3 separate regions of the Mus musculus genome follow, and all the other regions are linked to region 1. The links are chromatin loops, found by intact Hi-C in ENCODE. Cell type or tissue: gastrocnemius. All regions are shown on one strand. Links, peaks and the distances in the headings refer to the core of each region. The heading gives the core; the rest is flanking DNA.

What was found. A loop is a pair of places that touch in the nucleus more often than their neighbours do. Peaks named below come from ENCODE experiments on the same cell type or tissue, not always from the same donor. Only the 100,000 strongest peaks of a DNase experiment are listed, where the experiment ranks them.
Region 2: it touches region 1 in a loop (9-fold over the local background); 31 of 42 quality-filtered maps call a loop at or near these places.
Region 3: it touches region 1 in a loop (7-fold over the local background); 17 of 42 quality-filtered maps call a loop at or near these places.

Annotation. Positions count from the first base shown.
Region 1 is chr3:142,484,887-142,495,325 of GRCm38, reverse strand. No RefSeq gene overlaps it. Among named protein-coding and RNA genes, the nearest start is that of Gbp5, 6.8 kb to the left of the region's middle. In gastrocnemius, for the core only: a CTCF peak has its summit at 1,706 (motif pointing left); DNase peaks (open chromatin) are centred at 1,509, 1,651 and 4,677; H3K27ac peaks cover 534 bases.
Region 2 is chr3:142,704,686-142,715,124 of GRCm38, reverse strand. It overlaps Kyat3 (kynurenine aminotransferase 3), which reads right to left. Exons shown (of 14, transcript NM_001293560.1): 2 at 8,334-8,436. The coding sequence starts at 8,435. Among named protein-coding and RNA genes, the nearest start is that of Kyat3, 8.9 kb to the right of the region's middle. In gastrocnemius, for the core only: CTCF peaks have their summits at 4,289 and 6,149 (motif pointing right); DNase peaks (open chromatin) are centred at 2,519, 4,303, 5,888 and 6,142; H3K4me3 peaks cover 457 bases.
Region 3 is chr3:142,641,228-142,651,666 of GRCm38, reverse strand. No RefSeq gene overlaps it. Among named protein-coding and RNA genes, the nearest start is that of Mir6381, 23 kb to the right of the region's middle. In gastrocnemius, for the core only: a CTCF peak has its summit at 5,535 (motif pointing right); a DNase peak (open chromatin) is centred at 5,529.

The DNA of each region.
Region 1 (10,439 bases), core at 1,387-9,386:
GACACAGTTGGTAGAGCACTGCATGGAACCAGTACTTCCATACAGAAGACTCCAAAACTTACATTGCGAGTGAGCGCAGGGTTCCACTGACACTCTGGAAGGCAGCTTCTTCTTAAGATCTTCACTGTCCCCTCTGAGGGACCCCATGGGCTCTTGGTCCTTGGCTTTCCCCCCTTTGCCTTGCTACACTCCCCCCTTTGCCCTATTCTACCACCCTTCTTTGCCTTCCTGTGCTTTGCAGAGCAAGAAAACACTCTCTAGTAAGACTTTGGTGTCATTTTACCGCTGTTTACATTTCTTCCAGTATTTATAATCTTCTGTCACCCTTCCCATGTGCCTACAGGTATGTTTATCAGGAATTGTTGGGTCATGTTTTTAAAATAAGGAGCTAGTGCTTTTGTCTTTCTATGCTGCCTTTGCAGCAGCTATTCCAGGTCAGGCAGTGGGATGCTGCATGACAATAGCAATCATTGAAAATAGTACCCTGACTTTGGAAGCCCCGTGGAGGACAGGGGTACAGCTGATACGGCAATGGTTCCAAGGCTTTGACCAAATGCACAGCCAGCAACAGTATTCATGCCATGAGGCGTTTCTGAACTATGAACTACAGAAGTTCCCAGTGGATATATGTGTCTAAAAATAGTCTTCAAGAGTACCCTTGGAGTCTGGAGTCTTGGCTCAGTAAGTGAAGTGTTTGCCATGTAATCATGAGGACCTGAGTTCGAATCCCCAGATCCCACATAAAAGCTACCTGCTGTAGTATGCATCTGTAACCCCAGCTCTCTTTTAAGCAAAACTAGGAAGCAGATAGGGCCATCCTCGGAAACTTGTGGGGCCACTGGCATATATTATGCAATAGAAAACAATGAAAGAGGAGTTGTCTTAAGCAAAGTGAAAAGCAACCTGCCTCATCTAATTATGGCCCATGTGTGAGAGCATCTTAGACACCTGAGCATGCATATACACACTGGGGAGAGGAGGAGAGAGAGAGACAGAGAGACTGGGAGATCAAACGCATGTACAAGATAGAAACACCACAGGGGTAAGTGGTTTAATTGCCCTTGAACTTGAATTTTGTAGTTGGCTGTCCCTGTGTGTGTGTGTGTGTGTGTGTGTGTGTGTGTGTGTGTGTGTTTAAATCACATTCCTGTTTTTGCTATTTGAGAAAAGCAGCTGAATTCTTAGAAATGCCCAAGTTACCTCAGAGGTCCAGTTGCTTTCAGATTCCAGACTTAGATTTCAGGAAGTGCCGTTGCAAAGAGCTGTGCTTTGGCTTCAGCGCTCACTTTCCTGTGGGGAGAACACTCCTGCCAAGCTGTTTGAAAACACAACACCTGGAAGTGTGCTCAGTTTGGAGAGCAAACTTCCTCCTGGGTTGGATTCCAGAACCACCCTCTCTTATCATGCAGCGCTTGTTTGTTTAACATCTTTGTAGGACTAGACTACCTGTAGAATGTAGATAGGCCCGCTGCCAGGGCATGTCATAATGCTAATCACCGTTTGATCTGTTTTCATTGTGCTCTCAGTGAGAGACACAGTGACTTCTAACACACACACACACACACACACACACACACACGCACAGGCACACGCACACACATGCACACTGAATAATTATATCACTTGCTCAACATTTATAAACACTTCCTATTGCTCAGCATAGCCAGTCTGCAGTTTCTTACATAGTCTGCCCCCTGCTGTCCTTTTGTAGCCTCAGTCTATCTCCAGTTGACCACAGAATCCCATACACAACCTCAACCAAGAGTTTCACACAAAATCCTTCTGCCTAGAACTCCTTTTTATCATGTTTTATCTGAGTACATTGTACTCCTTAAAAAATTAATTTATCTTAATTCTATGTCCCTCAGGAAAGTATTTCTGTCTGAGAATAGAGGGTCTCTTCTCCATACCTACAAGCAAGAAAAATTATCGCCTGCTCCCTTACAGTGCTTAGCGGAAATTGAAATATTCTGCACGACTGTTTAATGTCTTCTTTGTAAAATACAAAACAAAGCAGCACAAGAATCATGACTTCTGACTGTGGCTACATCCCGACTGCCTTCACTCACGCCCAGTCCATGTCAGTGCCCAGTACATAGTCACTGAATGAGCAGACGAGAGCAATCATGTTGGAAAGGGATACTCTACTGTCTCTTTTCACACAGGAATTTTACTTTTTGCATCTGAAATCTGAATACAAGTTCCCTCCCACAGTTCTGGAGGCACGACGTGTGGGATGGAAGATCTCATCATCATGACATGTGTTCCCTTGCTGTGGTCCTCAGCAGGATACAACATCTTCCTACTATGTGAGATTTTGGTCCAGGGGTTCTCCAACCCAAAAGAAATCCATGACCCAAAAAGGATATGTACCTTGTAAAAAGAGTAAGCTTGGAGCTTTACTTATTCTAGTTTTACAATTATAACAATCTTGTAGCATTTTAATCTAATACTAATTATTTAATGCTTTAAACAGAAAATGAAAATTATTGTGAGACTTCTGATACTGTTGATTTTTTAATCCGGAAAGCAAGAAAAATTACTAAGCAGATGACAATGAAAATAATTAAGGTGAGCATTTTTACCACAGTGTATCAGCTTACTAGGGCTCCTTTAGCTGAGGACCATGCTCCTCTTGTGTTTCCTGAAGGCTGTGTCCTTCCCACAAACAAAATACACCAATCCCATTTCAAACTGCATTGTCTGAGCTAGAACTGAACTGGACTCTCTGAGGTGCCTCCATGACTCGCTCCGCACTGCTCTTAAACTGCCTATTTTTCCTATCTGTTTTCTGAGAGTTGGGCTTATTCTATCTCGGATTCATTCTGTCACATCTTCCTCCGTTTTCTCACTTTGTCTGCCCCTCAATTAGATGTCACTTTCAAACATAGCTGCTTCCTTCTATAAACTAACATTACCTACATTGTTTGGGATTAGAGGTGTATACTATAGGTGTGTCTGCATTCAGGCTAGATCACACAGACCCAGGTCTTTGGATGCGATCCCTCGCCTGAGCACCGATGTGACTGGATTAAAATTCCTCTATGGTTTCTTTTCCTTTTTTCATTCCTAATTTTCTTTCTTGTGTTTTTTTTCATTATTATTATTAATTGTTTATTTTGTCTTCTCAACCAAAAAAAGGGGAGGGAGGATATGCCCAGATCAGGTAGTATTTTCAAGCCGTTTGAAATGCTCAATGGGAACTGCAGTAAAAGGTCACGATGGAACTAAGGGAGCAGACAGCATAGCAGGTCCTTAGGTACTTGAGATAGAATAAACGGAAACTTAATTAGACAGTTTAAAGTAGAAAGTGAGTCATGATCTACTGTCGTGAAATCTACAGACTCTGACTTGTAAACCAAACTTCTCTGTCGGCTGTTTGGTAAATAAAGTTTTATTTAAACACAACTGCCTCCATGGCTGATATTATGACACAAGAACAGAGTTGATCAGAGCAATAAACATTGCATGTACCACAAAACACAAATTATTTTCTTCAAGACGTTTTATAGATGAAGTTTGTGATCGCAGCTAAGAGAATAGAGTGGGGGTTATTTTGCAACAAAGGTGAGGAATGATCAGGGTGGGGGGGGGAGAAATGACAAAGAATGATGCTGAACATCACAAAAGAGGTATTACACCATCTATATATGGTCAAGTCACTTGACTCCTAGTGTATTTATAAGTTCTGTGTATTCTATAGAAAAAAAACTGTTTTTATAAAGGTAGGGGGAAAATGGCCATCATGCAAATAACTAGGGGCAAAAGCAGACACTGTGTCCCACTGGTGGGGTATTCAGAGCACATCTGAGATATCATTGCTGTCAGGTTTAAGGAACATCTGCTTACACTCTGACCTTTGAACTGGGACACAGATATGCCACCTCAAGTCCCATTATAAGCTTTCCTGTGACCGAGTGGAAACTCAGTTTCCAGAAACACTATTTTCTACCCATTGCTGTCACCTCCCTCCAATACCAGATACCAAAGCCATCCAACCCCTTTCATTTAATTATTTGTCTTCATTTATTCTCTCATATATTACATCCTAAGTGCAGTTTCCCCTCCTCCCAATCCACTCCTTTTCCATTTCTCTTCAGAAAATGGCAGGCCTCCCATGGATATTAACCAAACATGGCATACCAAGTTGCAGTAAGACCCCAGCCTATCAAGGCTAGATGAGGTGACCCAGTAAGAGTGTGGAAGGTTCCCAAAAGCAGTCAAAAAGAGTCAAAGGCAGATCCCATTGCCACTGTTAGGAGTCCAGCAGGAAGACCAATCTACACAATCATAGAAGGACCTAGGCTAAACCCAGAGAGGCTCCTTGACTGTCGGTTCAGTCTCTCTACGCCTTTATGAGCTTAGGCAAGTTGATTCTGTGGGTTTTCTTTGACCCTTGGCTTCCTTCAATCCTTCCTCTCTTTCACAGGATGTCCTAAGCGCCCTAGTTTTTAGCTGTGGGTCTCTGCATCTGTTTCTATCAGTTGCTGGATGAAGCCTCTCTGATAAAGATTATGCTAGGCTTCCATCCATGAGTATAGCGGAATATCATTAAGGATCATTTCATTGACTTCTTTCCCTCCTCAGTCCTGTTGGTTTCTATCTTGGGTCCCTGGACAATCTAGTCTTTGGTTACTGGCTATCCAAGCAGTGTTAGGCATTGGCTCCCTCTAGTGGCATGGGTCTCAAGCTGAACCAGTCATTGGTTGGCCACTGCCACAAGTATTGTGCCACCTTTACCCCAGCACATCTTGCAGGGAGGACAAATTGTAGGTTGAAGGTTTTGTGGCTGGGTTTGTGCCCCAATCCCTCCTCTGTGAGTCTTGCCTGGTTACAGGAGATGGTCAGTTCAGGCTCTGTACTCCCCATGACTAGGAGTCTTAGCTAGGGTAAGCCCTAATAGATTCCTGGGAGTTTCTATTGTAGTGGATTTCTACCTTGCCCTCAAATTGCCCCCCCCCCCAATTTTAGATGTCTCCCCCATTAGTCTCTCCCTCCATTCTCCCCTGACCTGATCTCTCCTGTTTCCATCCCCACCTGCCTCCAGTCCTCCCACAATATCTATTCTATTTCCCCTTCCCAGGGAGAGTCATGCATCCTCCCCTTAACCCTCCTTCTTACTTAATCTCTCTGGGTCTGTGTATTGTAGCAGGATTATCCTTTAAAATATACTCTCTTATAAGTGAGTATATATAATGTTTGTCTTTCTGGGTCTGGGTTACCTCATTCAGGATAACTTTTTTTCCCTAGTTCCATCCATTTGCCTGCAAATTTTATGATGTTATTTTTTTTTTTGACAGCTGAGTAATCCTCCATTGTGTCAATGTATCACATTTTCTTTCTCCATTCTTTGGTTGATGAACATCTAGGTTGTTTCCAGTTTCTAGCTATTACAATTAATGCTGCTTTAAACATATTGAGCAAGTGTCTTTGTGTGGTAAGATGAGTTGTTTCCAGTTTCTGGCTATTAAAAATAATGTTCCTTTAAACATAGTTGAGCAAGTGTCTTTGTGGTAAGATGGAACGTCTTTTGGATATATGCCCAGGAGTTGGATCTTGAGGTAGGTTGATTCCCAATTTTCTGAGAAAGCACAATACTGATTTCCAATGTGGCTATGCAAGTTAACACTCACTTGAGAGGTAAGTGTCCCCTTGCTCTGTATCCATGTCAGCATGAGCTGGCACTGCTGTTTTGGTCTTAGTCGTTCTGACAGGTGATAGAATCTCATAGACATTTTGATTTGCATTTCCCTGCTGGCTAAGAATGTTGAACATTTCTCTAAATGCTTCTCAGCCACTTGAGATGTCTCTATTGAGAATTCTCTTTAGATCTATACCTCATTTTTAAATTGGATTATTGGTTTGTTGAATTCTTTGTATGTTTTGGATATCAGCCCTCTGTCAGATGTGGGGTTGGTGAAGATCTTTTCCCATTCTGTATGTAGGCTGCCCTTTTGATCTTTTGATGATATCCTTTGCCTTACAGAAGCTTTTCAGTTCCATGAGGTCCCATTTATTAATTATTAGTCTTAGTACTTGTGTGACTGATGTTCTGTTCAGGAAGTTGGCTCCTGTACCAATGAGTTCAAGGAAATTCCCCACTTTGACTGTCAGTTTTAGTGTATCTGGTTTTATGTTGAGGTCTTTAATCCACTTGGAGTTCAGTTTTGTGTAGGGAGATAGATATTTGCATTATTCTACATGCAGACATCCAGTTATACCAGCACAGTTTGTTGATGCTTTCATTTTTCCATTACATGGTTTTGCCTTCTTTGTCAAAATGGTGTGTGGGTTTATTTCTGGGTCTTCTACTCTGCTCCACTATCTGTTTTTATTATCAACATCATGCAATTTTTATTACTATTGCTCTATCGTATAGCTTGAAATCAGGCATGGTGATTCCTCCAGACTTTCTTTTATTGTACAGGATTGTTTTAACTATCCTGAGCTTTTTGTTTTTCCATTTGAAGTTGATAATTGCTCTTTCAAGGTTTGTAAAGAATTGTGTTGGACGTTTAATGGTAATTGCAGTGAAAACTTGAAGAATTGAAAAGCAATTGTAGATTGCTGGTAAGATGGCATATTTTACTTTGTCAATCCTACTGGTCTGTGAGCATGGGAGATCTTTCCATCTTCTGATATATTCTCCAATTTCTCTCCTCAATGATGTGAAATTCTTGTCATATAGGTTTTTCACTTGCATGGTTAAAGTTACACCAAAATATTTTACATTCTTTGTGGCTATTGTGAAGGGCATTGTTTCCTGATTTTTTTTCTCGGCCCATTTATTGTTTGTATAAAGGAGGGCTACTGATTTTTTTTTGAGTTAATTTTGTATCCATCTACTTTGAGAAAGTGCTTATCTGCTGTAGGAGTTCTAAGGTAGAAGTCTGGGTGTCACTTATGTGTAATATCGTATTATCTGGGAATATTGATACTTTGGCTTTTTCCTTTCCAATTTATATTCCCTTGATTTCCTTAAGTTATCTTATCACTCTAGCTGAAACTTCAAGTACTATATTTAATAGATATGGAGAGAGTGGACAGCCTTGTCTTGTCCCTGATTTTAATGAAATTGTTTTGAACTTCTCTCCATTTAATTTGATTTTGGTTATCAGCTTGCTGCATATTGCCTCTATCATTTTTAGGTATGTCCTTTGTATTCCTGACTTCTCCAAGACTTTTATCATGAAGGGATGTTGAATTTTGTCAAAGGCTTTTTCAGCAATTAATGAAATATTCATGTGGTTTCTTTATCTTGATTTGTTTATGTGATGGATTACATTGACAGATTTTCATGTGTTGAAGCATCCCTACATATCTGTGTTAAAGGTTACTTGATCATGGGGGAGGATCTCTTTGATGTGTTCTTGGATTTGGTTTGAAAATATTTTACTGAGTATATTTGCATCAATATTCACAAGGAAAAATATTCTATAATTATATTTCTTTGTTAAGTCTTTGTGTGGTTTGAGTGTCATGGTGATTGTGGTCTTATAAAATGAATTTGTCAATGCCAATGATCCTTCTGTTTCTATTTTGTGGAGTAATTTGAGGAGTAATTAGCTAACATCTAATATTGGTGTTAGCTCTTCTTGGAAAGTGTGGTAGAATTCTGTGCTAAATCATCTGGCCCTGGGCTTTGGGATGGGGATGGGAGGGTGGGGGATATTTTTAATGACTGTTTCTATTTCCTTAGGGGCTATAGAACTACTTAGTTTACCTGATCTTGGTTTAACTTTGGTTAGTGGTATCTATTTAGAAAATCATCAATTTTACTTAGATTTTCCAATTTTGTGGAGGACAGGCTTTTGAAATAAGACCTAATGATTTCTTGAATTTCCTCAGTGTCTGTGGTTATGTCTCACTTTTCATTTCTGATTTTGTTAATTTGGCTAGTTAGTTTGGGTAAAGGTTTTATCAAAGAACAAACTCTTCATTCATTGACTCTTTATAGTGTTCTTTTTGTTTCTATTTTATTGATTTCAGCCCCCAGTTTGATTACTTTCTGCCATCTACTTCTCCTGAGTGTGTTTGCTTCTTTTTGTTCTAGAGCTTTCAGGTATGTTATTACTTTCCTAGTATGCGATCTTTCTATTTTCTTTATCAAGGCCCTTGGTGCTATGAACTTTCCTCTTAGCATCATTTTCATTGTGTCCTATAAGTTTAGGTATGTTGTGCTTTCATTTTTGTTGAAGTCTAGGAAGTCTTTAATTTCTTTCTTATTTTTTTCTTGACAAAACAGCCATCAAGTAGAGAGTTGTTCAGTTTCCATGAGTGTTTAGGCTTCCTGCTGTGGATATTGTTTTAATCTGCACTGGTCTGATGGAATACAAGATGTTATTTCAATTGTCTTATATCTGTTGAAATTGGTTTGTGAATGAGTATATGGTTAATTTTGTTTGGGTAAAATGTTCTATTTGTTAGGACTATTTGATTCATCATGTCTGTTAGCTCCATTATTTCTCAGTTCAGTTTTTGTCTGTGTGAGTGACCTGTCCATTGGTGAGAGTGGAGTGTTGAAGTCTCCCACCATTAATTTTTGGCATTTGATGTGCTATTTAAATTGTAGTAGTGTTTCTTTCACAACTCTGAGTTCCTTTGAACTTGGGGCACAGATGTTAAGAAATGAGACTTCATCTTGGTGGATTTTTCCTTTGAAGAGTATAAGGTGTCCTTTCCCATTTCTTTTGATTAATTTTGGTTGGAAGTCTATATGGTTGGGCTACACTAGCTTGCTTCATGTGTCCATTTGCTTGGAAAATATTTTTCTAACCCTTTACTCTGACATAATGTCTATCACTGATGTTGAGGTATATTTCCTGTATGCAGTAGAAAGATGGATCCTGTTTTCATATGGATTCCGGTAGCCTGTTTCTTTCTATTGTGGAGTTGAGTCCATTTATTGTGGAGTTGAGAGACAAAAATGACCAATGATTGTTAGATCCTATGATTTTGTTGTTGGTGTTGGTGGAGGTGGTGGTGGTGGTAGTAGTAGTGGTGTGGGTGGTGGTGGTAGTGGTGACCAAGTGGTGGTGGTGGTGGTAGTGGTGTGTGTGTGTCTGTGTGTCTGTGTGTCTGTGTATGTCTGTGTGTGTGTGTGGTGTGCAAGTAGGCACACATGAACACTTAGTTCCTTTCTTTTGGTTTTCCTATGAAATTATTTATTTCCTGTGTTTTCATGGGTATAGTTATCCTTCTTGTGATGAGTTTTTCTTCTAGTAATTTCTATATGGCTGAATTTGTGGCTAGATATCGGGTTTTGTTTTAATTTTCTTTTATTATTATTAATCATTCCATTCATTTACATCTCAAATGAAATCCCACTTCCTAGTTACCCCTCTGCCATCCACCCACCCACCCATCTCACATCTGCCCTCCTCCCCTACCCGCCCCCCGGCTTTGCCTGTATGAGACTGCTCCCCACTCACCCATACTCTCCTGCCCTACTGCTCCAGCATCCCCCTACTCTGGGGCATCAAACCTCCCTGGCACCAAGGGTCCCTCTCTTATTGCTGTCCAGCAAGGCCATCCTCTGCTACATATGTATCTGGAACCCTTTAGGTCCACACCTTGGTTGGTGGTCTAGTCTCTGGGAGAACTGGGTGGTCAGGCCAGCCTATGGTGTTCTTCCAACAGAGTTGCAATCCCCCTCTGCTCCTCCAGTCCTCTGCCAGCTCCCCCCCAACCCCCCCCCCACAAGGTTCCCTGAGCTCAGCCTGATGGTTGGTTCCAAGCATCCGCCTCTGCATTGGTCAGTTGCTGGCCAGACCTCCCAGGAACTGCCACACTTGGTTCCACTCCACAAGCACCTCTTGACCACCGCAACAGTGTTGGGATTGATATCTGCGGATATGATGTATCCCCAGGTGGGGCTGCTCCCCAGTTGGCCCTTCCTTCAATCTCTGTTGCATTTTTTTCCCCGTTCTTCCTTTGGACAGAAACATTTCTGGGGGAAAAAAAAAAAAACAAAAACCTTTGAGATGGGTGGGTAGCTCCACCCCTCGACCAGGGGCCATGCCTATCTACAGGTGGTGGTCTCCACTGGTTCTACCTTCCCCTGCTCTGCACATTACTCTAAAGTCATTTCCATTGTGTCCTGGGAGTCTCACGTTTCTCTGGTGTCTGGGACACTCCGGTGACTTCCCCCAGTTCCTCATCCCTCCTGCTACCTATTTTTATCCAATTTCCTGACTCTCTGTATCTCACATCTGCTCCAGATTCTGATACTGCCTCCCTTATTTCCTTCTATTCTTCCCTTCTGCCTCCATTGTCCTCCTCTCCTTCCATTTCCCACAATCGTCCTGTCCCCCCACCCCACCCTCCAATGCAGAAATGAAGCATCCACTCACTGATCTTCCTTCCTTCTACACTCCATATGGTCTGCAGGTTGTATCATATCCATTGTGAGCTTTTGGGTTAGTATCCACTTAATAGTG
Region 2 (10,439 bases), core at 1,406-9,405, 220 kb before region 1:
AGACACCAAGATGGGTTCATGCAGCTTCCGCTTTACTTGCAGCTTCCTCCACAGCTTTTTACTTACAGCTTTTTTACTTGGGGCACAGCTCTTTTCTTACAGCTCTCTTACTTGGGGCACAGCTCTTTACTTACAGCTCTTTTACTTGGGGCACAGCTCTTTACTTACAGCTCTTTTACTTGGGGCACAACTCTTTACTTACAGCTCTTTTACTTGGGGCACAGCTCTCTCCACTTACAGCTCTCTTCCCCTCAGGGCAAGGGCTATATTTATACAGTAGTGGCAACTGACCTCATCTCCCTCCACACCACCTCATCCAATCAGAATCACACACGCTCCAGGCACAAGCTCAGATCGGTCACAGATAGGCTGACAGATCCAACTTGGCAGGCAGCTTACACATGCAGTTTCACTGCGCATGTTCGGGCAAGGCAGTAAACATGTGGGTTTCACTGGGCCTGGCAATGGGCCAGGGCGCCATCTTGGCCCATGCGGCTGCAACTGCTTCCTGCATCTCCCCATTTTAGTTTTATTAGTAGCCCTGGGATCAACATTTGTCTTAGGTTGCCCCCATCTGTGCCACATCCTTACCCATCATGGGAGTGAGGAACTCACTTTCGCCATCCTGTCTTAGGTTGGTATGCACACGTGAGGGTCTTACCCATCATTGATTACTAATCCAGCATGTTGAGCCAACATGGGGGGGGGTGTTCCAGCTTCTAAGGCTGCCATAGCCTGCACTAAGGCTCATTTATCAGCCCTGTGCTGCCTTCACATATGTGCCATCCACCAAAGCATTCCTCCACACACAACAGTCAGCAGGAGCGCTCAAAAGGCTATCCCTCCCCAATTTTTTAAGAATTCCACAGTTCCCTGCATGATCTCCAGCCATTGCTTTGCAGTTGAAATTTCCACACGAGTGTTGTTCACGGCAACAATTGATGCTTGCAATTCCTTCTTTGTGTTGAGATCATGACTCCAATTTCCTAGCAGCATCGCACCAATTGCATGCGACAGATTTGCAGCTCTGGAAAAATTCTGATACTGAACAGAGGTTACACACATTTCTGACATATGAATAATGAAAATACTAACTGCTCCAACAACACCTTGTACAGATTGATAGGGAAATACATGAGCTTGGGGTTGATTTCCTTCAACATAAACTACTCCCACACCGCCTTTGGATCCATCAGCAAATACATTAACAGCACCTGGGATTGGCTCAGTCCGGGTCATGACAAACTGAAGCCAATTAGTGGAGGTAAGTACCTCAATCCGTTTTACATCAGGTTGTTTACCAAAAGCTCCTAGTCCCACCTTTATACCCTTAAGAATTAGCTGGGCTACGCGGGACTCAACCTGAGTTACGGCAAAGGCAGCCTGGACCCCATAAGTAGAAACCGACTCCTTCAATCTTTGTATAACCTTCCACTCCAGAGGTTCATGATTCCGTTGCCCCTGTTGGTCCTGAAATACTGGGAAGGCCCCCGCAACAGTGGGCACATTTTTCCAGACTTTTCATGAAGATTACGCTTTCCCCCTTTGTCTCCCTCATCTTTATAGGGGGGAGGAGAAGGCAACAGAGGGGCTGATGGCTCGGGTGGCCTACCACGTCTCAAACTCCAGCGGAACATCCGACTACAGATGTCACTGTCACCATCAGTCCCATCGCTGTCACTAGCAGACCCTTCAGAGCGAGATTTCTTCTTCTCTTTCTTATCTTTGGCTTGTTGTCTAAGCTGTTTAAGTTTTCAGCAGCTAGCCTGAGAAGCAATCTCCTTAGCTTCCTCAAGCACCACTGCTCCTTCCTCTATTTCAGCACTGTACTATCCACTGGCGTCCCCCAAGCACGCCCCAACTAAGATCCAGATGGCTAACATTTTTACTTTTATTTTAGTCGCAGTTGAACCCATGTTGCTGAAATTCCCTTCGTCTCTATTCCTGAGAACCTTAGTGCTTCGTCCCCTTTTTTCCCAGGAACCTTACCTTCGTCTCTATATCTGAGAACCTTAATGCTTCGTCCCCTTTTTTTTCCGGGGAACCTATCAGGCCTATGCTTTCTTTAGTTACCGCTGCTTACCAAAATTATGAGTTCCCCGTACGGGCCAACACTTGTCGCAGTCTCCGCAGTCCTTGCCGCCCTTGGAGACAGGAACGACACAGACACCAAGATGGGTTCATGCAGCTTCCGCTTTACTTGCAGCTTCCTTCATAGCTTTTTACTTACAGCTTTTTTACTTGGGGCACAGCTCTTTACTTACAGCTCTTTTACTTGGGGCACAGCCCTCTCCACTTACAGCTCTCTTCCCCTCAGGGCAAGGTCTATATTTATACAGTAGCGGCAACTGACCTCATCTCCCTCCACACCACCTCATCCAATCAGAATCACACACGCTCCAGGCACAAGCTCAGATCGGTCACAGATAGGCTGACAGATCCAACTTGGCAGGTAGCTTACACATGCAGTTTCACTGCGCATGTTCGGGCAAGGCAGTAAACATGTGGGTTTCACTGGGCTTGGCAATGGGCCAGGGCGCCATCTTGGCCCATGCGACCGCATCCGTTTCCCACAGGAGTGCATGTCCTCACACTTGTACGACAAATGCTTTAACCCCAATCTTCCTAGCCCCAGTACAGTAACTAAAAGCATAAGATTATAAAGGTTTTCCTTTCGCTTATATTTCTTATGCACAGAACCTCAGCTGCTGCTCTGCTCTTTGTCACTGTCATCTTGAGACAAAATTCAGCCTCTACCCAAACACTACCTCCTTTAAGAAATATATATATATAATCAGTTATTTCATGGCTGAGCCATGAAGTCGGGTTATGTAACTGCCCACTAGGGGAAGCAGTAAGTACTTTGGGAAACAACTAAATAAAGGCAGGATCAGACAGGTCGCTGTTATGGGTTGAATTTGGTGTGCCTCAATTACGTAGGTGGAGACCCTAACTCTTAATACTCAGAGTTTGGCTATAGAAATAGGGTCCCTGGGGACTGGAGACATGGCTCAGTAGCTAAGAGCACTGGATATCCTTCTAGAAGATGTGATTTAGTCCCAGCACCCACATGGAAGATTTTGTAACTCCAGTTCCAGAGTTCTGACACCCTCTTCTGGGAAGTATCAATCAATGTATGTGATACATACACATGCATGCAGACAAAACACTCAGATGCATAAAAAATTAAAAAAAAGATGTCGTAAAAAGAAGAAATAGGCTCATTGCATATGCCAGAGTTAAGATGAGGTCACTAGGGTGGGCTCACATCTGCTTTGATGTGTTGGCTCCTCATTTAAGGGGACATCTGGGCACCCAGTGTGGAGGCCTTGACAGAGGCTAAAGTCATGGCTCTCCAAGTCAGGAATGCCAAAACCCCCCATGGAAACCACTGAAAAGCCAGAGAACGTAAGACTCTTCCTTCCTTCAGTAGGAAGGAAGGTCTCTATTAAAGTGATGTCAGCCTTTTGGCCTCCAAAGGCAATGAAGAGAAGAAAACAAAATGAAGCAAAAACAAACTAAACCTCCCATTGCGTAAGCACTTGCTTTGCTCACGCACTGGGGAAATCAGTTGACGGGTGAGAAGTAGGTGAGAAGCCACTGGTCACTCACAGAGGTTAGGTTGGAACGTTGCAGGTCCAGAGCCCAGTTTCAATTTCTCTCAGGTTATTTTCAGCCCCCTTGAGGGACTCAGTGTCTATTCTAATGTATTTATGGCTAATGTACAAAAATCCTTTGAATGGTATAATAGATCACTAGCTTTGCCAACCGAAAGGCTGAGTGTCACAGATAAGAATAGAGACCCCCCCCCAACACATGCGCACGCACGCACCTTGCTTTAACCTCCCTACCTAATGTCTTCACCAACATATTTTAAAACTGGCTTGATTCATGACTATCTTTGTTCATTACCACAAAAGCTCCATCAGACTGTTAACACACTGGAACATGGAATTTGGGTGTTCCCGTGCTCCTGAACAACGGCAACTCATATTTGGCCCCAGAATAAGCAATCTCCCTTCGCTTTGACCAAGGTCATAAGATGCTCTTCGCACACCAGACTCAACGGCAGAGGTAAATAGTGGTTGTGTAAAACTTACTTCCTAGAGAGCAGCTAAAGGTCTGGTGTGAATTTTGAACACAGCCAAGCATGTGGAGTGCATTTGTTCATCAGTGAGATTTCAGGTGTTGCATATTCACGAGCTGTGTCTTATACAAAGCTGCTGAAATCACAAGCTACTTAATCTTTCCTCAGCTTGAAGGGAAGGGTGCCTCTCTAGAGCTTCAACACACGGTGGCGGTGGCGAGCGAGTTTAGCAAAGATAAGGAAAACTGTCAACAAAGCTAGTTCCAAAGATGAAAGGAATTACAACCCGGGCGCCCAATACAGGAAGCTACAGCTGTACACATTTTAAGGACTTAACCCACAGGATTTAATGCTTGTAGGTTGGATGAGACGGGTACAGAAAAAGCCTCACAAACAAGGGGATGAAGCTGAGGGAAACGAGGCTGTCAAATCCAGACAGTAGAAGTCATTAATCAAGTCTTTACCCAGCGCAGCCAAGGTGACTAGAGGGCAAGAAAGGCCTAAAATAGCAAAAGCAGAGCTGTATACAATGTATGATTCTGTATTCTTCTAGAAGAACCCTGAATACTACACACACACACACACACACACACACACACACACACTCACACTATTGTATTTTAATTTTACTTATTTGTGTATATTTTGATGTCCCAGTGCCCACAGCCACAGCACTTAGGACTCCTTCATTCCTTATCACTAATAATACTTCATAATGTCTCTCGTTTCGTTTAAAACACACTGGAAATGCCATACTATCTCCCAACCTATGCCATGGCTTCTTTTGTGAAGTACACAGCTGTCACTCGGGCTTCTGTGCAACCCGGCACTCTCAGGACTTCACTGGGACATTACCAAGGGCCGAGGCTTCCCCTGGCACATCAGATGCCCTCAACAGCCCAAAGCTATCAGACCTCTTATTTGCATGAGTTGCAGACTAAATCTGCATGCAGTCTTTTGGTATAAAGGAGAATGATAAGAAGGTTGGCGCTTCTGTTGGAAGTGCAGAGGGGCGCTCCAGCACACAGGGAAGAGACCTCGAGCCCACAGGTTTTGTTTCATCTCTGTCCCCACCTACTCTACTTTCCTTCCCAAGACACAAAGTAACCTCCCCCACCCCACGCCCAAATTCACTCTCAGGGAGGGACATTAAGCCCCAGGAATCTCCAGGGAAATGAAAACTAAAATCAGGAGACATCATAATGAATCCATTAAGATGTTTGTAGACAGCAAGTGTTGCGGACAGGGATGTGGGCCACTGGCTACTGCTCAGGCCTCATGGGATGTAATGGGGTCCAGGCAGTTTGGGAAATGTTTTGGAAGTGACCTAAAAACTAAACATAATTTAAATATAGTTAAAAGTAAAGCAGACATCTCACTGTGAGGTGTTTACAAGAGAACGGAAAACCTCATCTAATAAATCAAGGCACAGGGACCCTTCACACAGTTTATGCACAGAAATCTAAACCTAGAAACAACACAAAGCTTCTCAAAGGGGGAAAAGAGAAGGAAGCAACGGCCAATCTACAACCTGAAGTAGCACTCAACGGCAAGGAGGGAGAAACCACCGACATGCTACACTTAAAATCATTGTATGTATATAAAAAAAACCCTCCTATAAAATACAAAGGCGAACTAATCCGTAATGACAAAGAACAAATCAAAGGACTGGGTTATAGCTCAGTGGAGGAGTGTTTGCTTTGAGTGTGCAGGCTCTGGGTTCAATTTACAGCTCCACAAGGTAAGCCATGAGCTACAGACAAACACAAGGCCCGCTGCCACGGGGTTACGGGGATGCTGTGTGGTTGCTTGTGGCTGGTTTTTCACGGATCGTTTTCTAGCAAACGATCAATTGAGTTGTCAGTCTTCACTGTAGTTTGTTGCATCTAGACTTGATTTGAAAAGGTTGTCAGGGTGTTCTGAGACCACGCCTCCTTTTTCTCTCTGGAAAGAACGGAAGTTCCTCAAGTAAAGATAAACAAAATGATCTCACAGATAGGAGCTTCCCAGATAGGAGCTCCGTATTCAGGAAACCAGGTGGATTACTATGTTTGGCCACTAGATGGCAGCACCAACACAGACTGCTCCTGCCATGATGGAAAAACTGAATGTAAAATTCAGCCGGACCTCTGAACTAAGATTTAAGGATGAGGCAATTACTCCAGATACAAAGGTCTGAGAATCTAACGGAAACCTCTAAGCAACACATACTCGGTTTCTCTATTTTATACACTATTATTTCTAAGCTGGGTTTCGTGGCTGTCCTGTATTCCCAACAGTACTGGAGGCTGGAGATAAGGAATCATTACAAAGTTGAGGTCAGCCTGGTCTATATAGTGCCTGTCTCAAACTACAAATAAGCAGGCAGGCAGGCAGGCAGGCAGGCAGGCATGGTGATGCATACCTGTAAGCCAAGAACTTGAGAGGCAGAGGCAGGAGGAAGCCAGCCGGAGCTACCTAGCAAGCTCTAGGTCAGACTCCCTTACAGGAAACCCTGTCTGAAAAACCGCACCAAACCAAATCAACCAGCCAAAAAAATGAACATTTTGAATGTGATGTGTTCAGCTTCTCTTGACTGAACTCATGAGTGATCCTGTGTTGGGAGCCATTAAGGCAACACTATTGTCCTGATCTCTGAATTGGGCCTCTCCCCCCGAGAAGAAAAGAGGGTCAAAAGTGGGCCACCGGATGCACCGCTCCAAGAAAGTCAGCGCCGGATGTCCTGACCTCAAGATACCCTGATACCGCCAAGTTCCTGCTTCCCCGCGTAACTGCCTAAGAATGTGCAATTCTATTGCCCCCCCTCCCACTGATAAATACTTCTCCTTTTGCTTGTATTACCCCATCCCTCTCGCTGATAAGTATCTGTACTTCCCCGTTTCCTTGTGCAATTCTACTGCCCCATCCTTCCTGCTGAAAGGCACTTCCCCCTTTGCTTGTGTATTTAAACCTTGGGCCTGGCTAATACATTTTGGGGGTCTTGATACAACTTCAGAACGGATTCCGTGTCGTTACTCGTACAAGACCCTCGTCTCTCTCTACCCCCCATTTGGTTATTAGGAGGAGGTCCCCTCGAGATCCTCGAATAACTGGACCTGCTGGACGGGTCAATCCTGACTCTCCGAGAGATGGTGTGTTAGAGGAAAATCTTACACATACCTCAACAGGAAGCCAGGCACGGGCGGCACACCCTCCCAGGACCGGTCCTAGGAGCGCAGTGGGTGTGAACTGCGCTGGACCTTCCTAAACTGAAGGCAAACAGGTATCTATCAAAGCCTGTTGCTGCACGTTTGGCTGACTTCAGTCTGTGGAGAAAGTAGTTTGCCTTTCCATGCATTGCGTATTTCATACACACCTGTGCCCACTGGCTTCTCTGAACTCATGGCAGCTGGAGACACAGCTAAGCCCTGGAGGTTTCCCAGATGCTGGGGGTGGGGCGAGGTACAGCTTGGCATGCTGTGCAGTGGTCCACACGTGCAACTCCAGTGTTCACCTTCTGCGTCTCACCTAACACCCACATGACTATCAGACAACACTCCTAACCTGTACCCCTAACCTGAGTGAACCCCTGTCTCTATCAACCTTGAAGCTAACAGTGAGACGGCACCTGAACTCCACAGGTAACCAAAATAATAAATAATAATAAATGGCAGCTCTGTTGGCTTCCCCTTCTTGATGACCTAAGTGATGGCTATTGTTGTTAAGTGTCACCTCTGACATGCAGGATATCAGATATGACTCCTGTGAAAGGGTCACAACCCGTAGGTTGAGAAACACTGAATTAGGTGAACTGGAGGTCATCGACCTGCACTTTTGGACTTTTGGTCACAGCAATAGCCTTTGCTAAACAAAAAGGTTTGCACTTCAGCATGGCAGAGCCAGGCACGGTGAGTAAGGTACCCAACTTTGGGCAAGTGAATACACCTGTCACACATTCTCATTTGGAACACAGAGAAACTCATATTCAAACTCATATTTTGTGACCGTAGACTAAGAACGGCCACCACGATGAGCCACGAGCGACAAGCAGGCAGGTGCTCAAAGAACCAGAGTTCTGGCCAGTGATGAGACTCACTCCCTCAGCCCACATCACAGAATTACACCCCCCACTAAGACTCACTCCCTCAGCCCACATCACAGAACTACACCTCCCACTGAGATACTAAAAGTCCCTGGGAAATTGCATAATTTTTAACCAACGTGAGAAAATACATGCAATATTGGGTCTGTGACAAGCAATACCTACGGCAGAAGTGCAGAGTCCGAGGACTTTCGAAGAAGAGTAAATTGTCTTTATGGGCTTTGATCTGCAGCCAAGGGAGATGAGTCTCCTCTGGGCCAAAAGCATGCTAGAGAAAAGAGACATTGAAAGAGGAGTCAATGAGCGTTCGCTGCACCATTGCAAGATCCCCGTGGGTGGCTGAGAGAACACAAGCGCATATACACCTTAAATGTTGATGAGGGGTTTCAGGTATATATACACGGTATAAAAAATGCTTCAGACTTCTCGCCCTCACTATGCTATGCTGTATTTAGACTTCAAGGTTCAGAGCATTAGACGTTAAACCGTGCTAATAATGAGTGTGGGGCTCCTAGGACATCTTGTGGGGACTCACGTCTCTCCTTTAACCGTGTGAGTTCTAGACACCCTCCTCAGTGTGTCAAGCTTAACAGCAAGCATATTTAGCTACAGAACTTCACATCTTTGGCAACTATACTAGCTTTCTTCCTGGCCTCTTTTCCTTTTGGATTTCCTTTCTATTATTTATTATCCATTTCTGGAATCACCTGAAAGCTCCTCTTCTTCGTCTTATAGAGACCCTCACTCAAACTTTAGGTGGAGAGAGAGTCCAAACTGGAGATCTCCTTGGATCCTACCAGGGACCAACCTCGGCTTGGAGAGGGGTCCTGAGAGAAGGGGTGTCTGGGAGCTGCAAAAACAAACCACTCGCAGTCAATTCGTGAGTGCAAGCTGGTGGCCTATGCTCTGCTGGAGCCAGCTTTCCAGACTGCTTTCTCTCTGTTTTGCTTTCTTTTCTTCTCTGGAGAGCTGCAGAAAGCTAGCTAGCTCTCTCTCTCTCTCTCCTGCTTGAGACACTTCTCTCAACAGTACTCTCTTGCTATTCTAAAAAAATTCTCTGGATAGCTCATTTCTTGCAGTTCATAAGCCCAGTCTTTTATTTTACATATCAATCTAGTCACTTCAGGTTTCCTTTTGATTCCTATGAATCAGTAGCCCATCACCCTAGCTCCTTAATTCGTAGGAGACAGCAAGCACACATTTTCTTTTAATATTGTATAAGGATTCAGAAATCTGACTCTGTTAAACACAGGTGATCAGATAAATGGGTTGGAGTCCATCCTGAAATTACCATTTCTATACTACCCCTGGGCCTAACCCTGCTCAGTCCTAGGCTGACCTTGAACTCAGGAATCTCCCTGCCTCTGTATTTTTCTGACAAGCTGGATCATTAATGCAGCTGCCTTTGTTCCTCTAGATTCTTGAATCACTCATAATTCATATTGCATCCTTATACTTTGCACAGTTGAGAAATTATGTATTTTCCAACTCATGTTTTTAGAGTTATTTCCCACAGCCCTAAGGGCTGTCCTGAAGGTCCCAGTGTTTACCATTTTGTTAATATGTTAACTGCACCTTTGCCTCCTGGTCTTAATACTATCTGATTGTCATGGAGTCATTAAGGTTAACAGGGAGGACATTCCTTAAAGGAGAAGTGTAAAATATGCACATTATTATACAAACAAGCCTTATGACCATGGCAGCCATAGACACTCATAGAGGACCACATCCATTGACCCTGTCCCAGGGGCAGGAAGCGTGCTATTCTGTCCCCAATAAGGCCATGCTGGACCCAGTAGAGTCTCTCCCCAAAGGATCTTGGGGAACCCGAGGAAAGAGGAGGAGGAAGAACTAACTATAGGAGCCGAGGGGTCGAGAACACCAGAAGAACACAGCCCACAGACATCAACTAAGTAGGGCTCATAGAGAACTTACCCCTATGTGCTGATCATAGTGTCCTTGGAAATCCTAGCAGTTGTAAGAGTAAAGTGGGGAGATCATGTTTGTGGCTAGCCTGGGCTAGCAAGACTGTCTCAAAATCTTGAGTGAGCATGCAGCTCAGTAGAGGAGTACTTGCCATGCACAAGGAAAAGTCCTGTGTTTAATCCCAATACCTTAAAAGAAAAGAAAAACCCTAAAGCCACCTCCCCTTGAGTCCCCTTTGAAAATGACCACTGCATTCCCCTGTGGTGCTTCAGTATTCTTAAATAAATAAAGGTATTCTTTTGAGACATCCCCTCAGATCCACTGATGTTTTATTGAGATTGACAT
Region 3 (10,439 bases), core at 1,172-9,171, 160 kb before region 1:
GTCTTGGTTTCTGTTAGTAAGATTCTTATGTTTACCTTTTGCCATCTGGTAATCTCTGGAGTTAGTTGTTATAGTTGTCTCTGGCTAGAGATTGTTCTTCTTATGATTCTGTTAGCCTCTATCAGCAGATCTGGGAGACTAGTTCTTGCCTCTGAATTTCAGTGGTCAGAGCACTCTCTGAAGGAAAGCTCTCCTCTTACAGGGAAGGTGCACATATATCTGGCGTTCGGATCTCCATCCTGCCAGAAGATGAAGGCCAGAAACAGGACCTGTCCCAGTAGATGTGTTGCTTTGGCCTGTCACAGAAGCTGTTAGCTTCTGTAGTCCACACTCTCCCCTGCACAGACTAGTCTCAGAGGGATCCGGGAACCAAGATGGCTCCCCCAGGAGTTCCGGCAAAGCCTTCCCGGGCAGGGTGGACAACTCTCCTCTGGCAGGGAAGGTGCCTGGATGTCTGGAGCCTGAAATGGGGTCTGTCTCAGAAGCTGTCCTCTAGGGACCTTGGGGGTGTCCACTGACTCTGCGCCCAGGTGATCCAGTGCTGGCGTTGCCCAGAAGGGAATTGTGACCCTGGTCAGGCCGGGTTTCCTGCTTTCCTAATGCTATCTCAGGTCCCACGCAATCAGATTGGAACAGAAGTTGTGTTCCACTCACTGGTGGTCCTAAGATCTCGTGGAGAGTCCTCTAGGAGACCTTGGGGGTGTCTGCCAACTCTGCGCCCAAACGGCTTTTAAAGTCAAAAAGGGGAGAATTATACCCCTCACAAGGTCACCAAAAGCACATCTTGCTTTTGTCTTATTTGTTTTAAAATTTTTGCAAACTGATGCTAGAGGTCAGTCTGCAACAGATCGCCACTGGCACCCAGTCACTTCTAATTCATATGCCATGGTTAAATAGTGGGACCCTCTAACTAATACGTGGAATGGTCCAGACCCCATTTTAATATGGGGAAGAGGTTCTGTTTATGTTTGTTCACAAAAATAAGACAGAGCGTGATGGCTGCCTGAAAGATTTGTTCATCAAATGGACACAGATCCTGTGTCTTCTAGTATGATTCCAATTATGATAATGGCTAAAAAAAAATTCTTTATTTACCAGCAGAGTTAACTTGGAGCATAGCCTCCACTATTTCCTGAGAAGTAACAGTTATTCTGCTGATTCTCAAAGCCACCTCCCCCACACTACAAAGCCAGAGCTTGGGTCTGATCGCTGCTAATTAGCAACTGAATTGAGTGCTTGGGACATCCCCACAGACAACTTTAATCCTGTTGCTTTTAACTTTTGACTTTGTACTTCAAGCAGGTCAGTTAACTCCATATATGCTCGCATTCAGCAAAGCTCAGATGGCAGTTATTCACCACTATGAAGAGATGCATTGAGTGCATATTGTGGCTTTGTTCTGAATGGGTGAAAGGTGTGCTTTGAGGGCCAGCAGTCAAGGATGGGCCAATGTCCTGTGGCTCTTTTCAACCTAAGACAGAGGCATGTGCCAAGAGACCATGTTTGTTCATAATAAACACTAAAAGGCCATTTTTGTGCAAGTAATCCCAAACAAGCTGCACGTGACCTCCAGGACAGGTAAGAGAGAGTCCAACAGATTCAGTCCTAAACCAGATGTGACTGCCAGCCACCTCTTTAAATTTAAATTAAATGTACTTGCCATGTGGTGGTGTTGTATGCCATTCATCTGGGAGGTGAAGTCAGGTAGATGTCTGAAAGTTTGAGCCCAGTCTGGTATACAGAGGCAATTCCAGTATAGGCACAGTTACACAAAACACTCTCTCAGAAAACCAAACCAGAGAGAGAGAGAGAGAGAGAGAGAGAGAGAGAGAGAGAGAGAGAGAGAGAGAAAGGGAAAGGGAAAGGGAAAGAAAAGAGAACAAAAACCAAATGTACTCTCTTTTTCATTGATTGTTGTTACATGCATATATCTAAATGCATGTATTTATAAAATATTTCTAAATATAACCTGCTCAGTCTGTATAATATCATTTCAAGGTTTTTGAAGCTTTGGGATATCATATATAAAATAGCTACAACTGTGATTCTTACAGATTCTTATGTAATATGCATAAAATGGTGTCAAAACAGGAGAAAGAATAATGTTATAGTTTTTTGGTGATTACTGAAATTAACTTGGTATGGATTTGAAGTAAAATGTGATAAGCCAAGGAGCCCATGGCAAGCATAGAGGAACCATAGATATAACTGAGAAAACTAGACACTGAACTGGGGAAGAAGACCCTGGTCGTTTCCCAGCAACTTTTCCAGGCAGTTCATAACTACTCATGGATCCACTCAGTGACTCTTGCTTTCAAGGTCACAGCATTCACAAGCAAGTGTGAGCGTGCACATTCACACACACACACACCCACCCACACCCACACCAGTAAAAATATAAAAGTAAACCACTTTTTGAAAACGAATGTAATTAAAAATGGTATCACAAAAAAACCCAAAATTGTAATATTACATAAAAATAAAACACCATCCACTTCAAACAAAAGCAGAAAGTGAAGGGTTACTCAAAGAATAAAACATACATGAGAAACACAAGAAACAAAGAAAGTGTACTACATAGTAGTGAATTTAATTAACACACAGTAAAAGCTAGTTGAGTTTTTTTTTTTCTGAAAACCCCCACAACTTCTGAACATCATTTAAAAAATAATCTTTGCAGACATGAGAATTAATAAGTATGAGAGAAGAGTGTACGGTTCAGCCAAGGAAGCCACAATATAATCAGCATCCTTATATGAGAGACAGAAGAGCAGATACAGTCATGGGGTAAGCAGCTACCTAAAGGTGGAGGCAAAGGAACCGAAAGCAAAGGAATGCTGGCAGCCTCAGGGCCTGGAAGAAACATGGCATAGAACCTGTCTTTCCCAGAAACATGGAAGAAGGGTAACTTGGTGACATCATGACTTAGCTAACCCATTCTGCAGAACTGTAGGAGGATGAATTTGCTGCTTCAAGACACCACATTTGTGATATGATTTTACTAAATTTTTATTTCTTGGGATTTGAACTCAGGTCTTTAAGCTTATGAGGCAAATGCTTTTTTTGTTTGTTTGTTGGTTTGTTTGTTTTTGTTTTGTTTTCAAGACAGGGTTTATCTGTATAGCCCTAGCTGTCCTGGAACTCACTTTGTAGACCAGTCTGGCCTCAACTCAGAGATCCACCTGCCTCTGCCTCCCGAATACTGGGATTAAAGGCATGTGCCACCACGCCCAGCTGTAGCAAATGCTTTTATTAAGCATCAATTTCTCAAGACCTGATATATATAATATATGTATATATGTATATTATATGTGTATGTATATGTATAATGTTTATGTATATAACATGCAAACATCATGTGGAGATGTGTTGTGTCCAGCCAGCAGATCACAGCCTGGGTTCCAGCCTGGAAAGGCACTTTGGAAACCTGGAAGAGAAGAGGGGCTAGGCGGCGAGAGAAAGAAATGCAGCTAAGACAGGCATTCTGATCAAAGCTCAATTTTACTGTTCCGACACTCAGTTATGAAGGAAGGGGGAGGGGCCTGATTCCTGCCAAATAATCTTGGAGTCCAGTAGCAGAGTGACCACGTGTATGGCTCCAAACAGCAAAGTGGCAGGTTCCAGCAGTGGGCGTGGCAGAACGATTGAGCAGGCAAGCTCCATCCTGGTGTAAACAGTGGAACCCTAAGGCTGGGGGAGGGGAGGCTACAGAAATGATTGCAAGTGAACCAACAGTCAACTGGTTTATTGCTCTGTCTTTTGACCTGTACTTGACTTTATTTAATCCTATTTAATATAAACGGGAAGCTCTTGGATTAAAACTGTGTGCTAGGACACAAGTAGAAACAGGCTTTTCCAGTAAATAACAATCTTGTGGTTTACAGAGTGATCAAATATCTTGAAACATTTTCCCCCTTTTGTCTAAATATACAGGAAAGATTTAAACTCTAACACAGCAAAACAATTCACACTAATGAAGCTATTTCTGCCAAGCTTTACATAATGTCCAGCTTGGTTATATTTGGCAGTTTTAGGATTATTATTTCTGAATTCAAGTTCTGTTAAATGTTCATATGTTCTTCCTATGAACTCAGCCATTTGAATGTCCTGAGCAGTTTATAGTCCAAAGCTGATCTGTGGCTGTGGCCATCCTGGCTAGGTTGAACAGAGCAGTCAACCCAAAAGGTATCCACTGTTTGTGGCAGAAGAGGTATGGGGCAATTTATCTAAGTGGTTAGTGTTACCACAATTCAGGAGGATTCATTGTTGCAGAGCCCCATCATCTTTGAGAGCTCAAAGGTTACTGTTATTCCGGAATGGTAGAAGAAATATTTTGAATCCATACTCAGCAGATCTCAGAAAGGTTTGGGGACCAGAATCTATTATATGCATTTGAGGTACTCAAACTTGGTTCCCAGTTACCTGCTTCAGACTCAAACCTGAAAACACATACATGAAGCTAGATGATGCTTATTTCTAGAATTAGGATTCTGTATGGCTATTGTTGTCACTACAGAAAATTTATTCCTACATAAAAATCTTACAGATTTTTGAGATAATATTTATACCTTAAAAATGTTTTAAAGTATCAAATGAAAATTGAAAGTGTATGAGACTAGTGACTATAGAATATTCTCTTATTTTTTGTTTTCCTCTTTCGAATGCTAGGTGGTTCTTTTGATATGTGACAGATTTTGGTGTCGCAGGGTTTTCCCTACCCAATTACATTAGTGCAGAGGAGGCCTGTGATTGTACAGGGGAAAGGGAGGTGGAGCTAAGCAAGAGTTGCAGAGACAGAGAGCATCTCAGGGGAAAGAGGCAGAGGAGAGAGAAGGAAGATAGCTGCAGATGTGAACTCATGTGGCGTTTACCAGCCACAAGCAGTTGTGATATTGTAAGGTTAGATTAATTGGGATAAAGCTTTTACCATTATCAATTGGCTCTGAAATTATTGTGTTGACTTCTTGTAAATTGTGATATTATTGGTATATTGGTTAATTAAGTTTTAAGAGTCTTGATTTTACCGGGTTAATGGGTATCGTTTTATACAACCATGAGGTTGGCAGTTCTATTTAGTATATAGTTCTATTTAGGAATATGGGATCGCTGACTACATGGGTTTATGGCTGAGGAAGACCTAGGAGCACTGGGGACAAGTGAACAAGAGCTGGGAACACAGTGATCAGGCACAGTGGGGGATAACTGGAGAGAGTTGATGGCAACAGGAGCATGGGAGCATGGTCCGGCCCCTCAGAGAGCTGGCAGGTTCATTCTTCTCCTTTTTCTTTTTCTTTTTCTTTTTCTTTTTCTTTTTCTTTTTCTTTTTCTTTTTCTTTTTCTTTTTCTTTTTCTTTTTCTTTCTCTTTCTCTTTCTCTTTCTCTTTCTCTTTCTCTTTCTCTTTCTCTTTCTCTTTCTCTTTTTCTTTCTTTCTTTCTTTTTTTTTTTTTTAATATTTCCCGCAGCATTTTGGATTTTTCTTTTAAGTGTTCATGGGTTTAGAGGAGAGAGCGCAATTGCCACTTATGCCTGTAGAGGGCAGCAGAGAAAAGCTGGAGGTAGGCAATATCATTTAGCAACTTCTTTTCTTAAGACATTTTCTTTCTTTCTTTTAAATTAAGTGACTGTTTATTAATATGGTACTGATTTTATAATTGATTTCATTTTACACCAATTTTTACTTTACTTTATTTTATCTTTTTATTACTTTATTATTGTTTTTGCAAGCCACCCATTCCATCCCCCTCCCCTTTGCTTCTAAGACGACTGTGCTCCCCCACCCACTTCTGCCTCACTACTTTAGCATCCCCCTATGCTACGACATCAAGCCTCCATAGAACCAAGGGCTGCAAACCTCTGCTACATATGTACCTGGAGCCATGGACCTATCCATGTATACTTTTTGGTTGATGGTTTAGTCCCTGGGAGCTCTGAGAGGTCTGGTTGGTTGATATTGTTGTTCTTCCTATGGAGTTCAGTTCCTTTAGGCCTTCCCCTAACTCATCCATTGGGTTCCCTGTGCTCAGTCTGATGGTTGGCTGCAAGCATTCGCATCTATATTAGTCAGATGCTGACAGAGCCTCTCAGAGGAATGCTATACCAGGCTCCTGTCAGCAAGCACTTCTTGGCATCAGCAACAGTATCAGGGTGTGGTATCTGCAGATGGGATGCATCCCAGTGTAGGGCAGTCTCTGGATGGCCTTTCCTTTAGTCTCTGTTCTGTTTGATGTCCCTGTGTTTCCTTTAGACAGGAACAATTCTGGGTAGGTTTCACTTGTCCAGACTTGTCCAGTGATCTCTCGATTACTTAGTTGGATGCTCCTATTCTCCGGGAAAAATAAAAACAAAACCCTGCCCTAACCTAACTATTGGGGTTTCTTTTTTGGCAGGTTATATCTTTCCTGGGGCAATATGAGGCGGGGCAACAATAAAAGTATTACCTTACAATTGAAATTTTAAAAATTCTTTTGAAATTTGAAAACTAAAATATTCCTTAGTATATGTGGATAAATATACTTATATTCCCCTTTCTCTTTATATATAAATTCAAGGTATAAGTATATTTGTTTTTAGATCACAAAGGACATTCAATTAGAACGTCAGCCTGCCTTTTGCAAGCTGCTTTTACATTTAAATCATTGTGATTCTTATGTGCTTGTCTCTGCCTCCCAAGTTCTGGGATTAAAGATGCGAACCACCTACTGACTATGGACTCCTTAAATTAGTTATTTGTGTAGGGTTGTCTTGGTTTAATTTGGTTCTCCACTTCCCCTTATTTTTTAGTATTAGGGATAAACTGTTAAGTTTTTCAAATGTGTAATCTATCATTCTTCCTAATTTATTCTAAATTTGTCCCATGACAAGTTTTAATATCCCAGTCTTAATTAAACATGATGCCAATTTGTCCACTATTTCATTATTTTAAGACATTCTGCCTGTCTTGCCTGTATGACTATATAAAATATTAAGTCTTTGCTAAGTTTTGCTAGGTTTTGCCACTTCTATTCATGTTTCCCATAACCAGATATCTTTGCCATTTTTCTGCCCATCAGTGTTTTTTTTCCATTTTGGTAAGCATATAGCTATACTATTGCAAATGCATCATGAATTGGAGAAGAGAGAGATTTTACTTTTTGTTTTCCTAGTTGTTTGTTTTATAGCCAATAGTGCTATGCTGATCTTGTGGTTCCTTCCTTGGTGTTGGCCATTCCATCCCCATGTCTCTAGGCTCTGGCTTTCCATTAGTTTTGCCTCCATCAGTGGTTGATGAACCATCAGTAAACCATGCATTAACCAACTCTTGTGACCATTCCGTTGGTCTCCACAGTTCAATGGGTACTTCTTTGGGGAAGTGATGAGTGGGTTAGGGATGGGGGTTAGAGGCAATTGAGCTATTTCCTTGGTGCCAGAAGGCACAGACACCTTTGTTACCACATCCTGGTCACAATGGAATTCAGACAGGTACGAGTTCCACTGTAATACTTTTCCTTCCATGACTAAGCCTGTGAAGTGCTCTGCCTTCTCACAGATCCAATCGAACTTTGTTAGGCGCACCCTTATGACCATAGAGTGGCCGGCAGTGACTGAGTATAAGGTTCTCCATGCTTTGTATAAATATCCAGATTTATTTCTCAAACACCGAATATTTATTATCCATATATAGACATGTTTGCAATGGAAGCCAGCAGGCAAGTGTTGGTGGGCTCCTTTATGCTTTATGAAGAGTCCCCAGTTGTCAATTCACCAATAAATATGAAGGTACCATCATCCACAATGAAGGTACCATCTCTTTCAATATTGGTTGGGGTTGTGTGCACATAGATGAGCTTACCAGCAATCACTGGCCCTCTATTCCTCTCCTCATTTCAAATTAGCTGCTCTTCTAGTAACCCATTTATAAAGGGGTTTTTAAATGATCTGTAAATATAGTATGAAATTTCTCTAGTGTGAAAGCATACCAATTATAAGCTGTATCTGAGTTTTGTCACTGGTTGGTGGGATTAAAGGTATGTGCCACCTTACTAAATGTAACTCTAGAATCTAGAAAACAACTGGTATATTTAGAGAACTGGCAGTCTCGGCTGGGATTCAAGTCATGGGCTTCCACCGTGCTATTCAAATATTTTATATTAGCTCCAAAGAGGGAGAGTATATGTTTTACCTTTTGAGAAAACAGGTTTGAACTGTAGTAATTCGTTGAATTTACTCAACATACTTTAAATCTCTTGACTGTGTTTTTAATACCAAACAACAATAATATCCTTTTTATTTAAGAAGAAAAGTGAAAAGTTAATGTCCAAGATGGTGTGGGCCACGTGGAAATCTACAGTCTAACATGTTACATGAAACTAAGACACATGGTTTAAGAAAACCCATTTTTCATTTCATGCCAGTAAGGCAAGTGTGCCTTTTGTAAATTATCAAATATATTATTAAAAATATTATCTTTTTTCACTTTTATGTTTTTATGCCTGATCACATGAAATGTTCTTGTTAGCCTTTATAACTTAGTTTGGACTGAATAACCAAGCTGTCTGATGAACTATTTCCTCACCTTATTTAGGAGGTCTCTCCTGTTCAAATCTAACCTTTACCAACCTTGATGGTATCTACAACTTGTGTACTCCTGTGGAAACAAATACAAAACCTCTTTCCCAATATAACACTTATCCCAGTTTCTATTATGGGGTCAACACATCTTTAAAAAAATATAGAGTGATTTTAATTCAGCAGCTGTTTCTATTATCCAATGTCTCTTCACAGCTCTTGTTCCTTTCTCATTAGCATTTTAAAAATGAACGTTGATAAAGCACTGTGTAATCTCTCTCTGAGAGTCTTTATTACCCGTTTCTGTTTATTAAGCATATATTTTAAAGTGTGACTAGATCTTTCTATAAGTGCTTGTTCTGTAGGCTTGTGTGGTATACATGTAATGTGCTTTATATTATTGTATGCAAAAAGTTTCATTTTATTAGAGCCATATGCTAGAGCATTGTCCATCTTAATTTGTACAGGTATCCCTGTAATAGCCACAACTTCTAATAAACTATAATTACAGAATCAGCCTTTTCAGAACTTCAAGCAATTCCCCATTGAAATTCTGAGTATGTATCTATGTATTTTCCAAACTCTGTAAAGTGAAACACATGTATGTGCCAAATTTCATTCCTCTGGGTACCTTTTGGGTTATTTCCTGCAGGTAATGGAGTTTGGTTATACAAAGAACAAGTAGGAGATTTCCTCATAATTTCCTTGTCTTGTTGCCAAGTCATAGGAATATTTTCTTTAAATCTTTATTATTATCATGATGTTTCTTATAAAATTATGAGGCTTCTAGCACATTTCCTATTATTAATTGATCAATTTCATCACTATCTTGTGCTAGGGGGCCTGATAAATGTTATATATGAGAGATGATTTCTATTTTTGATCATTTGTTGTAGTTGAATGAATAGCAAAGTTAATTCTGAATCATCCACAATACGCTCAGCAGTTTCAACATGGAAAACAGTTCTTTCTGCATATTGCAAGTCAGTAACTACATTGAGAGATTTAGGAAAATCTGATGATACCATAAGAATGGCATCTAGCTCTATATTTTTTTTAACTGAATCATAAGGTCTCTGAGCCACTTTACTTATTTTTCTGATTATAACACGCCTTTCCTGATTTATTTGCATCAGTATTGAATATTAGGCCTCCAGAACTCGCTGTCCTTTTTTTAAATTATATTAGAGAGGATCCAGTTAGTTCTTTTCATAAACTCAAGTCTCTTGAATTATGTGTTTGTGCCAGGTTTCAGCCACACTACAGTTAGAGATGGATTTTTCTAGTAAGAAACACAATCTCCTGGTTCCCGGTGTAAGCAAATATCCTGCAACATTAGCGTGTACCAAGCATATGAGGGATACTTCTTTATGTGTGCAAGTGGGAAAGACACACATTGAAACAATAAGTTACTAGGAAGTTTCCATTCAAAACCATAGCATAATCTCTCCCCTCCTATGGTAATGCCGCAAAAAACAAAACAAAACAAAACAAAACAAAACAAAACAAAAAAAAACCAAACAAACAAAAACAAAAAAAAAACCAAAAAAAAACCCAAAAAAACCAAAAACCTCACAATGATATTACTGAAGATGAAAAGAAATCGAAACACATTCATCACTGAGGAAGGTACAGGCATTTTAAGACAGGTTTTTGGTTCCTCAAAAGATTAAAGGAAATTACTACTAACCTATTAATTCCATTCCTAGGTGTGTACTGAAGAGAAACACATGTGTCTACGCAAACCCTGATGTACAACTGTGTGCAATACTGTCATAATTGTTAAATGATAAACATCAGAGCAAAAAAAATGAACTGATAAGTGGGTAAAATAGTGTGATATTCATATGATGTAATATTGTTAGTCAACGGGATAAAGAATCGATATATGTGA